3 separate regions of the Homo sapiens genome follow, and all the other regions are linked to region 3. Evidence: chromatin contacts called from ENCODE Hi-C or POLR2A ChIA-PET data. All regions are on one chromosome and are shown on one strand. Each heading gives the region's core, a stretch centred on a gene start or an enhancer-like site at or near the end of the contact. The rest is flanking DNA. Distances are from core to core; before and after follow the strand shown. Region 1 overlaps LOC105372790 (a long non-coding RNA gene). Region 2 holds the start of IL10RB (interleukin 10 receptor subunit beta). Region 3 holds the start of GART (phosphoribosylglycinamide formyltransferase, phosphoribosylglycinamide synthetase, phosphoribosylaminoimidazole synthetase).

The links. A loop is a pair of places that touch in the nucleus more often than their neighbours do. ChIA-PET counts read pairs that join two places held with the same protein, here RNA polymerase II (POLR2A). Pooled maps may share reads with other maps.
Region 1: a loop to region 3 is called in a map with no recorded cell type, with 6 times the contacts of the local background. The contact joins the enhancer-like site here to the promoter of GART in region 3. A Hi-C loop is called at or near these places in 1 of 168 maps with a recorded cell type or tissue (breast epithelium), 2 of 37 single-sample maps with no recorded cell type and 4 of 50 pooled maps.
Region 2: a loop to region 3 is called in a map with no recorded cell type, with 11 times the contacts of the local background. The contact joins the promoter of IL10RB here to the promoter of GART in region 3. A Hi-C loop is called at or near these places in 14 of 37 single-sample maps with no recorded cell type and 10 of 50 pooled maps. POLR2A ChIA-PET finds 5 or more read pairs at or near these places in 5 of 52 experiments (activated B cell, activated naive CD4-positive, alpha-beta T cell, activated naive CD8-positive, alpha-beta T cell and 2 more).

Annotation. Positions count from the first base shown.
Region 1 is chr21:34,021,428-34,024,469 of GRCh38, reverse strand. All of the region lies in intron 2 of LOC105372790 (a long non-coding RNA gene), which reads right to left. Among named protein-coding and RNA genes, the nearest start is that of MRPS6, 51 kb to the left of the region's middle. Within about 2 kb of position 1,394, at least 7 of the 41 ENCODE cell types and tissues checked have a DNase peak (open chromatin) inside an H3K27ac peak, as active enhancers do.
Region 2 is chr21:33,264,931-33,267,898 of GRCh38, reverse strand. IL10RB (interleukin 10 receptor subunit beta) reads right to left here and starts at 1,532. Exons shown (of 7, transcript NM_000628.5): 1 at 1,385-1,532. The coding sequence starts at 1,433. All of the region lies in intron 7 of IFNAR2-IL10RB (IFNAR2-IL10RB readthrough), which reads right to left. IFNAR2 (interferon alpha and beta receptor subunit 2) reads right to left here. Exons shown (of 9, transcript NM_001289125.3): 9 at 2,235-2,968. It overlaps IL10RB-DT (IL10RB divergent transcript), which reads left to right and starts at 1,639. Exons shown (of 2, transcript NR_038974.1): 1 at 1,639-1,836; 2 at 1,997-2,267. RefSeq lists a silencer at 1,277-1,686 and enhancers at 1,857-1,926, 1,957-2,016.
Region 3 is chr21:33,540,718-33,543,830 of GRCh38, reverse strand. GART (phosphoribosylglycinamide formyltransferase, phosphoribosylglycinamide synthetase, phosphoribosylaminoimidazole synthetase) reads left to right here and starts at 1,714. Exons shown (of 22, transcript NM_000819.5): 1 at 1,714-1,766. It overlaps SON (SON DNA and RNA binding protein), which reads right to left and starts at 793. Exons shown (of 12, transcript NM_138927.4): 1 at 662-793. The coding sequence starts at 738. RefSeq lists silencers at 419-508, 1,549-1,838 and enhancers at 689-748, 653-1,384, 949-1,398.

The DNA of each region.
Region 1 (3,042 bases), core at 145-2,644, 480 kb before region 3:
CAGCAAGTGAATACAGGGAGTGCATCAGATAGCGCTAGTGCTTTAAAGAAAAATAAAACAGGAGGGTAAGGGGTTAAGTTTTTAACTAAGCAGTACATGAGAGTCCTCACCGAGGAGATGGCATTTAAGCCTGGCTTGAACATTACTCCCTCCTGGAAGCCTCCTGGAAATTTCCCAAGACCAGGGTAGGCGTCATCTTTATAAACTTCTATGAAGCCTTTATTTACCCATCATAGCACTTACCGCACTTTAAAGGACTTTTGTGTTTGCGTGTGAGTGTCAACTGTAAACTTTGTGAGGACAGAGACTGAGTCTGTTATTTATTGTATATCAACAGCTCCTTGTAGATATATGTTCCTTGAACAAACGGATGCATTGACAGCCTACATTATTTACAAGTTTTATTATACAAAAAATTTATGTAGTATTTATTGTAATGTCCTGTGTTACAAATCACTTTCTCACCCACTGTCTCGTTTGAGAGATGTGGGTCTTATTGTCACCTTTTAACAGACACTCAGAAAAGTTAAGTTTCTTGCCCAGAGTGTCACAATAAAGGCTAAACCCAGCTCAATCACAGCTCTCACATCTTCAGACCCAGAGTGCTTTCTAGAAAAGCCCCCTGCCTTCCTGCATGTTCTAAGAAAACGCAAACCACTAACCCCAGGGCATTAGCCGTCCTCAGCCAATTTTTACTGTTCCTCCCTGAGTTATCATATTCTCATCTCCCCAGAAAACTTCCACCAAATGCTAAAGCCAACATTTAAATCCAAAGGTAAAACCTTCTGGAATTCCTTGATGTAGCCACTGCACAGGCTGGCCTGTGTTCTCATATCAGTTTTCAGAACAATTCTTGCCCTCCTGCAAGTCCACATTTAGCAGATCCACTCAGACAACTACAGAGTGGGGATCAATTGAATTCCTTTCCTAGCTGACACTTTTGAGCTAAGACTGTCTTTTCCATGTGTTAATTTTAAAATGTGGGTTTCATAAAAGCTGCAGGCGGAACAGCAGATGGGGGTCCGTTAGCAATCATTAATATCCTCTATTCGTTGCCTGCCCCCCCAATTGATAAAGTGTCACTCCACTTGGGCAAAAGGGGCCAAAAAGGGAGCGGGGCACAGAAACTCACTGTTCAACAAAAGCCCTCCCATGCAGTGAAGAGCTGGCCCCATCAGAGTGCCTGTGTCTTGCAGGATTTGGAGAAGGGAGCCTCAGCTACCCTCCCTTGAGCGAGGTGAAGTTTGTTGCAGGAGTGATGGGACAGCTCTTGGTAGTTTTCCACTTGCTACTCATGAGTTCTCACCCTGTTTGGCTCTTTGTCACTTGGTCCCATAAAAACACCCACTGCAGGATGCTTGCTCATGCCACCCACCCACCAAATGGCATGTGGCAAAGAGGGTCAGAAGTTCACACACTTCCTCTTTGTTTTCTTGTGTTTCTTTCTGCATAAGCACCTCTCAACAGGCCAAATGGTTGTTGTTGCCACATAGATTTTTGTATTGATGGTTTCCTGCCATCCCCTCATTCTCAAGAGTGGATGGGGGCAGAACAGGGGAGAGTTAACTATTTTGATGAAGAGCAGTTTATAGGATGAATAGGCACAGACAACAAAAGTAAGCCTGGATGCTTTGAAATGAGCTGCTTTGTATTGAAGAGCTTGCTTCTGCCCTGCAATACTTCCTTGCAGTTGAATAGATACTGCAGAGAGTAAACACACTTATCTCTCTCGAGAAAGAAAAAAAATTGTGTTCCCAGGAAGCTGGAAAATTCTCCCATAGGTATAAACATTTAGGAAAAAAGAGATAAGCCGCCTAATTCTAATAACTAGGAATAACCAATTAGGTCATCTGTCCTCACCTCTGTCACTTCTCTCTGAGGCTTGTGGTGTTCAAATTCTGCTACCCTTAACTTTCTAGAAGGAGGGAGAAACACCTCAATTCCTTTCCACTCTTCCGGTTCAGATGGTTCAAACAGCTGGACTTCTTTGACAAAAAAAAAATGACTTTAATCATGATAGAAACATAGTACTTGAAACACAGAACAAACAGAAGAGAAAAACATTTTCTGTGATAGTTTTCTCTTTTGGTTTCTGAAAAGTGAGCAAAATTTTTAATTAAAAAAACCCATAAAATTGCCTTAGGACACTCTCGACACAGATGAGAGAAGACAGTCATTAAAATAAATTACAGAATGGGAAATGGCACCATTACCATTCTCCACTGATTTTTTTTAGAAGTGTCTTTTACCAAAAACCTTTTTGACATTCTAATAAAAGCAAAATGTTTTAAGTTAGGAGTGGCTTTTCAGAGCAATATCCCTTTGCCTCAATGGTTACTAACCAAAATACATGGATAAGATAAATCTGAATAAAAGCAAGAACTAAACCAAACTGAATTAACTTCTTCTCAGCCAGAGGTTAATTTTAAAGCATTAAGCTGAACCATCATTCCTGATGATTGTGGAATGAAGTATTTGGAAGTATACGTTTCATCAACAACTGGGAGACACGGAGTGTGGTTAGGAGAATACCTTGGAATTACACAGTGCTGGGTTCAAACCTGAATTGAGTCATTTCCTAGTTGTGTTCTCTTGAGCAAGTTACCTAGCTTATCTAAACCTGAGTTTCTTCATCCATAAACTGGGAATAATAATAACTGTTTCATCTGTCACAAGGTTGTGAAAAGGATTAAAAGATAATACAAAATGCTTAGAGATACAAAAGGTGTAGTAGGGTGTCTGGTACCTTTTAAGCAAAGCTATTATTACTGTATGGAATATTCAGAAAAACTACTAACTGCTGCACAATGCACACAATTTTTTCCTCATGTGTGCAAGGACTTGAAACTAAAGAATAGAGTTTGGGATCTTCCTACATGGAAGCATGTTAATCATGGTCTCAAAACCAGATTGAACAATATTTGCAGTCAGCTTGCAAACTTTCACAGTATCAGGTCACATGGGATGGTTCTCAGGGTCCCAGGAGAGGGATTGAATTGTGTTGTCCTCAAAATTTATATGTTGAAGCCTCAATCCCCACAG
Region 2 (2,968 bases), core at 283-2,782, 280 kb after region 3:
TGAGCCCAGAGGTCACACCAAGAAGAGATGTGGGCTAGAGACAGAAATTATTTTCAAACCTTTTAATAGAAAATTCGAAACCTGGCCAGGCATGGTGGCTCGCGCCTGTAATCCCAGCTCTTTGGGAGGCTGAGGAAGGTGAATCACCTGAGGTCAGGAGTTCGAGACCAGCCTGGCCAACATGGCGAAACCCCATCTCCAATAAAAATACAAAAATTAGCCAGGCGTAGTGGCACACACCTGTAATTCCAGCTACTCGGGAGGCTGAGGGAGGAAAATCGCTTGAACCCGGGAGGCGGAGGTGGCAGTGAGGCAAGATCAAGCCACTGCACTCCAGCCTGGGCCACAGCAACAGAGCAAAACCCTGTCTCAAAAAAAAACAAAAAAACAAAAAAACAAACAAACAAAAAAAAAAACGGAAGAAGAAAGAAAGAAAAGAAAATTTGAAACCTACATGCAAGTAGAAAAGTAGAAGACTATAATAAACCACCACCCATCACCCAACTGGTACCAAGAGAGATATAAATGTGCGAGTCATGGGCCTATAGCCCGTGTTTAATGCCAGGGTTTGGCTGAAATCCCCCAAAGGAACAGTGCCAGGGAAGGAGAGAAAAGGCCTTGGGCATCACAATTAGCTACATAGAAACCTGACAGAGCAGGAGGGTCCCAAGCAGAGACAGCCTGACAGGGCGGGAAACCGGAGGGGTATCCCGGAAGGCCAGGGAAGAGTTCATGAGAAAGGAAGGAGGTGACCATGGTGTTATTGGAACCTAGGCAGTCAATTTAGAGGACAGAAAAGGTTTCAATGGATTTAGGTTTAGAAGCCATGGAGCTGGGGCGCTGGGGGACAGAATCCAGATTTCAGGGTGCTCGGGCCTGAACCGGAAGGAGGGGAGGTGCAGCGGGTGATGGGAGGCACATCTGTAGGGAGGGCTGGCACTGAGGGGGCAGACTTGGGGTCAGGGAGGGCTGTCAGGGCACTCGGGGACTGGTGGGGGCCTCCACTTGAACTGATAGTCTCCAGAAGGGTCAGATGACAGCCACGGTGGGATCTTGGGTCTTTTGGGGAAGCTACTTTATTTAGACGCCCGCCAGCAGAGAGCTGCAGGAGGACAGGGAATCAAAAGACGCCGGGAGTCTCCCCCTGAGTTTAGGGCCCAGACGGTCTGTAATCCGGGCGCGGATGGGGCTTTCTCCTGTTACAGAATCGACGGCAGCAGCAGCCTAGTTGCGTCTCAGCAGCCGGCCGTGGCGTTTGCATCTTCTCTCCCGAGGCCCCGAAGGCTCTTAAGTCACTTGCAGGGCGCCCAGGGATGGGATCAGGGGCGGCATCTCGCGGGGCCTCCCGGTTCCCAAGCGCGCCCCCTCCCCGCGGACCCCTCACCTGACACCAGCAGGCAGCCACCCAGCCAGCTCCCAAGGCTCCACGCCATGGACGGACGCTGGGGGTTCCGCGGCTTCCTCCAAGCACACGACCCCCGCCCGCGCCCGGGAGAGCTTGTCCGCGGCGGCTTCCGGGAACCAGCGGAGATGGGCGGGGCGGGGTGGGGAGGGGCCGGGCGACCGGGCTCCCACCCCGCTGCAGGCCCCGCCCACCAGCCCGGGTCCACCCGCGAGGCGCGGGGCACAGGCTTGGCAGATGCACACGAGGAAGAGGAAGGGATCCTCGCAAGCTTTGAAAGGCGCCGTCAAGTCAAATAAATAAATGCCCTACAACACCAACCCAGGACTGAGATCTGCATGCTGGAATGACGGTGGTGGTGGTGGCTTTCAGTATTCCCCAGGTTTTGTCCGGAGCACCGGCACGCCCTCTCTTGAAGTCCGCTCTCCGCACAGGTGAGTTAAAAGCACTTCAGCAGCAAATCCAGTTTGAGGGTCTTCTTTACCCTTCTCCCCAGGGATAAACAACACAAAACCAAGTCATCTTTACGCAAATAACTAGTTTCTTTCAGAGACTACTAAGAAAGCGTTAATTTCCTCTTTTTAACTTGATTAGTGGTTAGACGGGAAGATCCGGAGCTGTCCAGTGTCTTGGGTAATGCACGGCATCGCCTGATGTCTGACGCTAGAACACCACGTAAAGTCAAGCAGAGGGAAGTGAATGCGCCCTAGGCCCCTGCAGGCCACCAAGAAGAGCTAGAGGGAGTTGGTGCAATCCTAGAGATGCCGGCAGGTGCACCAATCTGTGGCACACGTACGCTCTCCAATGGAAGACAACTCAAGACCACACCAAGTTTGTATTAAAAAAGTACTGTTGTGTTACTTTTTACCAACCTCCAATCATTATACAAAATGTTAAAAAATACACAAACACACACACACACTCACAGCCATAGAGGTTATCGCAAAAGATCAACCCAGAATCTTTCAGAATATGACAGATGCACTGAGAAGGCAGATAAATTGATTCAATATACAAAAGGCCTCTTTCCTATGGAATTTCATTAGATTAAATAAGGTGTTCCCTCCTCACAGCCTCATCCTTATGAGCAATCATATAAATAATCTATTTAAAGTCCTTGAACTATAACTTGTATAATTTTTAGTTTTCCCCCTTTGAAGGGGCCTAAGAGAAAGGTTTGAGAAACCAGCTCTTGAGGGGGGCAGGGGTGAGGGGTAAGAGGTCCTGTGCCTTTCATTCATCCTGGGAGCTTCTCAGGATTGCAGCATTTCCACCTGAGTGTTCATTCTTGTACATTTTCTCATCTTTCTCCTGGGTTCCTAGGATCTTGGAGATTACCTAGTCCAATCCTTTTACTTCAGAAACAAAAAACCTGAGGCTCAGAAAGGCTAAGTCAAATGCCTAGGGTCACACAGGGAAACTGTGGGAGTTGGATCCCTGAGTCCCAGTCCTTAAACTGGTTGCTACATGACATTCTAGAACCTCTCCCCACCAACTCCCTTTTTAAAGACAGGGTCTGGTTCTGTCACCCAGGCTGAAGTGCAGTGACATGATCTTGGCTCACTG
Region 3 (3,113 bases), core at 465-2,964:
GCTGTAATTAATCGCAACCATTTCAAAGTCCCCTTCCATCTTTATCTCGAGTATTTTAACAAACTAGCAAGTGCATCAGTTTGAGTTCGTTTTAATTGAAACATTTAACTATCAGAACGGCTGACAGATACTACAGGACACTAGGCCCCGAATAATCTTATTAATAGATCCAGACCCCCAAGCGGTCTGAAGCTCGCAATAATAAAGAGGATTTAAGATTAACCAAGAAACGGCCGTTAGAGACCCTTTCCGGTCATAGGCACCGGCCGGCAAAATCCGCGGAGGCGAGAGGGGGAGGGGATACGCGGCGGCGGAGGAGGAGCTGAGGAAGGAACTAGGCCCGTCCCTGGCGGACAACCGGGCCTACGAGTAGCTAAACGGCAGGGGGGACCCAAACAGGGGAGAAGGGTGAACATCTTAACTCGGTTCTGAAACAGGGAGTCTTGGGTTACCTCGGAAAAGGCGAAGTTCCTCGAGGGAAAAGGAAGGGAGCGGCTGGGGGGGCGGTTGGGGGGGGCCCGGAAAATGGATCCCAGGCCCAGGCGGGGCCCTAGCGGGGCCTGAGCCGGGGAACGACTGCGTCTCCGAAGAAAGGTGCCAAAGAAGGCTAGGTGAGGGCCTAACGGTCCGTTGGGAGCAGAAGAATCTGGGAGGCGTTTACCTGGAAAGCTCCTGTTGAATTTCCCGGAATTTACTGACCACGAAAGACCTAAAAATCTGCTCGATGTTGGTCGCCATGGCGTCCGCTCCGTTCTCTCAACTCCTCCTCGCTAGTCCTCCAGGCTCCCAGCATGCCTCGGGAGGAGGCGCACGGGCCAATTCGGTCTCTCGCCTTCCTGATTGGCTCCAAAGGGAATGCCCGGTCCGGCCCGCTCCACCGAGGGACCAATCAGTGAGCACGGCCCTGCTCTCCTCTGCTGTTTCTGAGCGGCTGGGGTAGAGGTGCTGACGTTTGCGCCGCGCACGACTATGTCCGCCATGTTAGTGTCTGACGCAGGCGCCATTACAGGAGCCGTCTCTCTTGAGGCGACCGTGTCCGCATAAGTTGTCAGTCCCCAGCAGTGTTTGGGAGCCTTAACAGGCTTGCTAAGTGCCTGAGATTAAAGGCGAAGAGGAAGAAGAGCAAGAAGGGCAACCCGGTGTTTAACACACGGCTTTCAGGCGCTCTCAGGTGGCGCCAAGTTCAGTTTCGACAGGGATATGCATCCGGGAGAGAATTTTTCAGCCCCCGCCCCCACTGGCATGTGAGAGGAGGAACTCGCTGTTGCCCTGTGTCTTCCCCAGTGCGTTCTATAACCAGCCTCATTTTTTTTTTTAGCAATAGGCCGGATGTCCTAAGCGACCGGCATTCAAAGCCCGGTGCATTTTAGTCTCATCAGGAGTCAGGCGTGTCACGAGATTTTTCCGCGGTAGCTGCTCAGCTCTGACTCGTGAGCGGCGCACAATTGGCTAAGAATGGGTTTAGCATTTTGGCGCTCCCCCCCGGCGCTCCTGGAAACACTGCGTGGCACCCCGTACCACTGTCACATTATAAACGTGCTAAGGCTTGGGTGTCTCGGCTGGGGAGCAGTCAGGCAGCGCCCAGGGCGGGAGGGAATCAGACTAGATTCTCGCCGCGGAGACCCAGGGCCGCGCGGACCAATGGGGCAGGGAAGCCGTCGTAGGGCGGGGCAGTGAGGGGCGGTGCCGCGCTGGTCCCGCGCCGGTCCCGGTGGGCCGACTTCCGGCGAGCGGGCAAGCGGGAACCAGGTGGCCACCCGGTGTCGGTGCGTAAACCCCCTCCGCTTTTACACGGAGCGCGCTTAGGCTTTGGTTTGGGGATTTAAGATCGCGAACTGAGTGAAACCATAGAAACTGATTTGTAGAAATTTTCCTGTTGTTTGTAAATGCGGTGGGTGGGGGTTGGCCATGTGCTTTTCACTTGCTACTGTTAGCTGGTTTCTATTTGCTCTTTTACTTTTCCTGTTTTCTAAGATGTCAAGGCCTTTTTGTGTCTTTATACATTTTTAGGACATAACCCTAAATTGGTGTACTTTCTCTTTATGCACCCGTTGTCTCTGGCAGATTACTTGGTTAATTTTGTAGTTGGTTTCTACTTTATTCTCCATATCCTCTGATACGGCTTTATTTGCCTGTCTTATTCTGCTTATGTTACCCATTCTGAGGAATGAGGCCCAAGGTTAGTGAAGTCCCCCAAGGTCTTCCTGCTAGTATGGGGCAGCGTCTCTACCCAGGCCAAGGCGCTGTGTGAGACTCAGGAGCCCAGGCGTCCTCACCACTGGGTAGTAAGGCTATTTTCAGTGATCCACTAGAGTAAACAGAATTTTCCCACACTACTGCTATATTCAAACTAAAGATGTAACATTTGCTCTAGATTTAAAGATCTGTTTATTTCTGGCCGGATGTGATGTAATCCCAGCACTTGGGAGGCCAAGGTGGGTTGACCATTGGAGGTCAGGAGTTCGAGACCAGCCTGGCCAACGTAGTGAAACCCCGTCGCTACTAAAAATACAAAAATTCGCCTGGCGTGGCGGCGCACGCCCGTAATCCCAGCTACTTGGGAGGCTGTGAGGCAAGAGAATCGCTTGAACCCGGGAGGCGGAGGTTGTAGTGAGCTGAGATCACACCACTGCCCTCCAGCCTGGGCGACAGAGAGAGACTGTCTAAACAAATAAATAAATAAATAAAATAAAAAATCTGTTTATTTCAGATACACATGGCAAGTAAAATGTGTTTTCCCGTTACACTAAAGTAGCTGTTCCTTCCGAGACTGTAATTTAACAGGGTTTTTTTTTTTCCTTTCTCAAATTTTCAATGATCATCGTTTCACTTGTTGAGAGAATCTGAAGCAAAATTGCTTCTGTTAGGCTCCACCCCCTCTTACCTGTGTGACCTCCAGCAAGTTATTTACCTATCTGGGCCTCCTTGTCTTATCTGCAAATTGGTGATAGTAATAGTATCTCCCTCATAGGATTCTTTCATGACAAGCATTTTAAATAGTACCCTGCCCAAGGTTAAGTGCTCAAAAAAATGTTAGTTTTGTATATTGTCAGCTTACATTTTTCTTAAAATATGTAATCCCAACATCATCAAAATAAGTTTTCAATTTTCTT